2 separate regions of the Homo sapiens genome follow, and region 2 is linked to region 1. Evidence: chromatin loops called from intact Hi-C (ENCODE). Cell type or tissue: IMR-90. All regions are shown on one strand. Each heading gives the region's core, and the rest is flanking DNA. Links, peaks and the distances in the headings are about the cores only. Region 1 has its middle 190 kb from the start of SNX7-DT. Region 2 holds the start of LINC01776 (long intergenic non-protein coding RNA 1776).

Evidence for each region. A loop is a pair of places that touch in the nucleus more often than their neighbours do. Peaks named below come from ENCODE experiments on the same cell type or tissue, not always from the same donor. Only the 100,000 strongest peaks of a DNase experiment are listed, where the experiment ranks them.
Region 2: it touches region 1 in a loop (4-fold over the local background); 4 of 110 quality-filtered maps call a loop at or near these places.

What each region holds. Positions count from the first base shown.
Region 1 is chr1:98,466,520-98,469,444 of GRCh38, reverse strand. No RefSeq gene overlaps it. Among named protein-coding and RNA genes, the nearest start is that of SNX7-DT, 190 kb to the left of the region's middle. In IMR-90, for the core only: a CTCF peak has its summit at 1,122 (motif pointing right); a DNase peak (open chromatin) is centred at 1,144; H3K27ac peaks cover 164 bases.
Region 2 is chr1:98,208,744-98,211,668 of GRCh38, reverse strand. It overlaps LINC01776 (long intergenic non-protein coding RNA 1776), which reads right to left and starts at 958. Exons shown (of 3, transcript NR_046088.1): 1 at 859-958. All of the region lies in intron 1 of LOC124900404 (a long non-coding RNA gene), which reads right to left. In IMR-90, for the core only: no CTCF peak of the experiment used is centred there; a DNase peak (open chromatin) is centred at 1,428; H3K4me3 peaks cover 371 bases; H3K27ac peaks cover 989 bases.

The DNA.
Region 1 (2,925 bases), core at 179-2,678:
ATATATTGTCAAATCAAAGGGAGAAATATTTAGTAGCATCTGTTTTACAGCATCAAGCATCACTTGAATATTTTCAAACCAAATAATATAATACTATCAAAGATATCAAATTGGCATAAAACATTCTGTTTAGAAAAACTGAAACATACAACTAGAACTCGATACTTAAAAAACAGAAACTTTGTACCTATTAATAGCTTTAATATTCCTTTTCCTCCCACTTTCTCTGTAACAAAAAGAACCCTAAAACAACACTTTACCTTTGAGTAGTTTCAAAATGCAAAGCAAGGGCATGGGCCTGTAGGTGTTAATCGCTGCTTAGTTGATGTGAGAAAATTCACACGATATTATACCGGGGTTTTAAAAATGAGTGTCCATATTTATTTTGATGAAATGCTAAAAAGCTTTATTTTTCATCTTTCCAGTGAATGCAATATTTCCTTATTTTTTCAATAAAAAATGCAGGGAATCAGCAACATTATTAAATAGATTGCAGTGCCCATTATATATCTCCAGCATTTGATTTGTTGGGGAAAAATTAAAGCTAACTGGCTTTGATGACACAGAAATTTAATACTCAAAATGAATGACATTTAATGTTTTTATAAGAAAAGATGCCTTTTTAAAAAATGTGTTTCAAAGGAGATATCTCTTCTACACAAATATACAAAAAAGGTACTAGAAAAATGGCAAAGCTGTGGAGGTGAGACCACAGAACTCCCATATACTTCCTTTGTTTTGTCATTGTTGATGTAGCCACTAGTCATTTAGATTTAAAGACTGGAACTCTGCTCAATAATCTTCCAGCTCCAACTTTCTCTTCCTAATGCCATACATATACTGACATCTACCTTTTATAGTAATTTTGTTATTTTCTTTTGTTCTTCTTTGCCTTCTTAAGAAATGTGATCTTAAAATTATTTTTTTCTGCAGACACAAGTTCTCAGTTCCTTTACTATTCTGGTAAAATATGAATTGAAATGATGGCCTGGACTAGAAATAATTATTTAAATTGCTTTAGTTTCAGAGAATTGAAAAAGATAAAGCATATTTTCATTTAAGGATAGTTCATTTTAAATAAGCTTCTTCAGGAATCTTAGTTACAACTTGCCTGACCAGTGTCCACTAGATGACACTGTTGTATAAGCACAATAATGAGTGGTGATCGCTTTGACAATAACTAATTTATCATATATATATATATTTAGATATTGTCAGCGTCTCTCTTTCTAGATGAAACTGGCTTAGCATTTTTAATTGGATATGGCTGATAGCTACAACTTCACATCATTTATGGTAAAGTTATCCTAAGAGGTTAAAATGCAATGTAAAAAAAGAAGCATGTATTTCACAGCATTCATACTTTTGCAAAAGAAAAATCTTTTCGAAATCTATATATTTCACAGTTAAAATAGATTTCATTATGAATTTTAAATTGTGCCATCTTAAATCGAGTGACAATGATTGTACTGACAACGTTGGTTATCAAGTAGTATTTTGTCAGTAATATATATATTTTTTTCTTTCTCTCTCCCCTTCCTGGCGTCCTCCCTCCCTTCTTGTCTTTTCAGTTCTCTCTTTCTTCTCTCCTTGATTTTGGATTGAGAGCCGTTCTAGTGCAGTGCCAAAATCAGGGGAAGAATCAATTGCCTTAAGCTAACAGACCCTGTGCCGCATTGTTGCCAAGCTGGGAAACTTTAGCCTGGAAAACTCACAGAAAAACAGACACAATCATGATGTGCCTGTACACATGGAGCCATATAAGGAAACTTTGACTACTTGGAACTGTATACTACAGATTTCTAGACATAGACATTTTGAGATAAAATCTACCACTTGGAAATATCATGTAGATTATTGAGATTTTCCTCAATAATAGTATTCCTTTGTAGGATTTCTTCCTTTCTCATTCTTCTATTAATGCTCAAAAATCACTGTTAAATTAAGCTTGTTTGCTGTTATTTCAATTTAAAAAGAACAGTGAAGTAAAAACATCCATGCTCCCTTCTATAGATTACATACACTAATCTCATGCTGTTTACCTGAAAAATCTTGAGGAGGAGCCAAGCCTAAAAGAGAATTACTCTAAGCACAAGGGGTGATTGAAATGTTTTATGGCATGTGGCATATCTCAGAGGGAAGTGACAGACATGTCACCTTATTTTTTATTTTTTAAGCCAGACATGCTAATGCTAGAGAAGTGGAGATGCCTTATACTTCAGTGAGAAGCCCACTGCACACAGGAATATCTACACCCCAGCAGAATATGCCACACACTTTTATTGCTGAGTTTTTGCTAGACAATGTTTTGTCAATACAACTCACAAACAGAACTCTCAGATCATGCCATTGTATTTATGGCAAGGTACAGAAAAGAGTAGAAAAGGGATTCGCATCCTCAAATTTGTTTTCAAAAACATGGACATCACGTTTAAACACCTGAACAGTCTCTTCATGGGCGGAAGGTGGGAATTCAGATCAGATGAACTTTGCATATACTTAGTTTCTCTTTTTTCATATCTCACAGTCTCTGCTTTCTTCTGCCTTCTTCTTCTTCTTTCCTCCTCCTCCTCCTCCTCCTTCTTCTTCTTCCTTCTCCTCCTCCTTATCTCTCTCTGTGTGTGTGTGTGTGTGTGTGTGTGCATGTGCGTGTGCTTATTTACCAAAAGGAAACTTTAACTGAAAGCTAAAATGTTGCAGATAGAAGAAATTTTATATGCCAGTTCTCTCGTTCTGGGCATACCATATAATCCAATTGAGTCTTAAATTTCCCAGTACCTAATTTTGCATAGGTTGTTATGAAGATTAAGTGAGATCATAATATCTGTGATATTTACATCAAGTTTTTGATATATAGTAGGTATGCAGGAAATACTACCTATGGAAGCTTCCTAAATTGATTGAGAGAGAGAGAGAGAGAACTTT
Region 2 (2,925 bases), core at 109-2,608, 260 kb after region 1:
GATGCCCACAGATGCATCTACTCAGTGCCTGTCCACACATGAATAACCTGGAAGTGTGGAAGAATTAACACCCCAGAGGGAAAAAAATGACCAATAGATATAGAAGCCAATGGACACATTCTTCCCCCTTTCTGCTCCCAACCCTTACTCTACAGAGTCTAGAGAGATGCTTTACATGGCTACTTGAGGAGGGCTCAGCCTCACTTAACCAGCAATCAGTTTAACTCAGCAGTGACCAATATCACTATCAATATCAATAATGCCTTCTCCTCCTGTTGGCTCTCCCTTTCTTCCCTGCCTTACTCCCCTGCTCTGTCACTTCTCTTTCCTGGGATGGCACTTGCTAATAAAGCAATAGTACATAAGCCATCTGCCATTAGATTTGCTTCCTGGGAAACCCAGGTTTAGCCACCTAATTTTTATCTTAAAAATATATGTTAAATGTACTTTTCTGTCACTATCAATTCTTCCATACATAATATAAATTCAATACGATCATAGACCTTGTTTTTCTTCCTTAATTCTTTATGCTCAGTATCTAGATTAGTATCAACACATTTTCAATGCCTACAAGAGTGTATCATTGCTGCGAAGGTATGAGTCCACCTACTTACATTTTTACTAGTGTATACCTCAATATATTCATTCAGACCACACTTGGACATTCAAGTTGTTCCTAATTTTACCTATGTTAATGTGCCATGGTTAGGCAGCAAACTCCGGGCTCAAACACATGATTATTTCTATATTCTTAAAAGCGATTTATCTGAATCAAAGGTTATGCACAATTTTAGGAATATTTTACAAGCATTTGCTATCCTATTTGAATAAAAATTATGATATTCTATTCATTTTTACCTGTCAGCATTTCTTCTAGTGAACCAAGGTATTCTCATAGCATTGGCAGAGGAAAAGGCATAATCCATGTCCATCTTTTTCATCAGCTTAAAATCCATGTGCTTTTATGGGTGGCAATGAAGCGATGAGTAGCCTCAAGCCAGCAAATTTGGAGTGGGGAGAAGAATTAAACCTCAAAAATCCTTGCTGCTGAAACAATATTTTTTTCTTTTCTTCTTTTTCTTTAATAATGGTATCCCTCTTCCCACTATCCTTCCCAATTGTAATTTACTTTTCATGTCACAGAACTTAGCACCAAACAAATTACACACCTTATCCAAAGCTATTGGCTCAAAATGCTCAGACGGCTGTTTTCACTATAAACCACAGGCAAAGTGATTCCAGGGTGTTGTTTTTCTGATAGTAAAAGAAATCCTGGAAACTCTTTACAATTATTCCTGCATGGATCAATGCGGCGTAGAGCGGTAGTCCAGAGATCAGTAGGAGACGTATTTGAAGCTGAATCAATGCTGACAAAGAAATACTTGCCATTCCTCAAATACTTGAAGTACCTCATTTCCTATGAACTGGATTATCTCTTCATAAATTGTGGGCAACAGCTAAGATAAGTTTAGCCCCTGCCTTTGCTACCAAATATGGCAAGCGGATTTGTGAGTAATGGAGACAACCAAGAAATCAGTTTCAGAACCGCACCCCGCCCCCCTCAAAAAAAAAAAAAAAAGAAAAAGAAAAAGAAAGAAAACAATTTTTATGGTTTGGGAAACTAATCAGTCCCTTCTCTGCATGAAAGAAAAAGCCACACTTAGAAACCTGTTTGCTGCAATGAGTTTGAATGCCTCATACCTGGCTTGGTATTAAAACTTAATGTTGGAATTTGGAAGACTGCTTTCATCTAGTATTGAGTTAATTATTGGACAAGTACATTAAAATGGGTTGATCTCAGAAAATCAGCTAACAGCCCTTATCATACTCCTCTATATCAAAGCAATGTCACTGAGCATCACTACAAACAGTTAGAAAATTAAGGCTTTTTTTCCTCTTAAAATATTTTCTGTCTCAAAAAGTTCTTTATAATGTGTGATAAACTTCTTTAAATAAGATTTTCTCAAATTTTCTTTAAAAGTTTCAATTAAACATATGTTTTTTAATGGGGGCAACCGAACCATATCACGGATGAAAAATAAAATCACCAGGTATCCAACAGAAGGGCCAGTGGGTAAATCAGGCTGCCTGGGCTGAGTGTAAAACAGATCTGTTCATTGCAGAACTCGGGGGATTGAAATAAAACCTCCAACACATGTCATCAATACATTTCTGCTTTAATAAACACCGCTTAAATTTCCCCTGGCATTTAAAAAAATGCATATTAAAAGGAAGAACATGCACAATTCAGGCTAAGGACAAATCTTGAGCCTTCTCAAGTAGAAATGTGTTCAATTTGATAATTTTGGTGCTGTGTCTATGGAGAGAATGAAACTTTGTTCCACCCCCATCTACAAATTTTTATGCACCTATTGATAAAATCTGTAGATGTCCTTGGCCCAATAAAAAGACAAAAAGAATACTGCCTGCCTGCACAAACCATGACGCTCTCACTGCAAACCATCTCAAAGACCTCTCTCTCTCTAATCAAAACAATTCACCAAGGCTGAGTGATGATCTGAAAGAAAAAAAAAAGGAGATAAAATAACAAAGAAAATAAACCAAACTAACACATTTTTAACCTACATATGTTGAAATATAATTTCTTACAAATAAACAAACAAAAACATGATGTTTTGACTAAATGTTTTTGATTAAATGCTTACTTTAAAAATACAAAAAAGAAAGACCCAGTTATAGAATAAACATTGCCAGGAGAACAAAAGCTATACAATTTACCACAAATTTGCTCTTTCTTTCATTTTAGCATAGACATGACCTTACCTTTTATATGTTAAATGATTAAAGATTATATTATTTTTGTTTTATTTTTAATTTTGTGGGCACATAGTAGATATATATATTTATAGGATACATAAGATGTTTTGATACAGGCATGCAATGTGTAATAATCAAATAATAGAG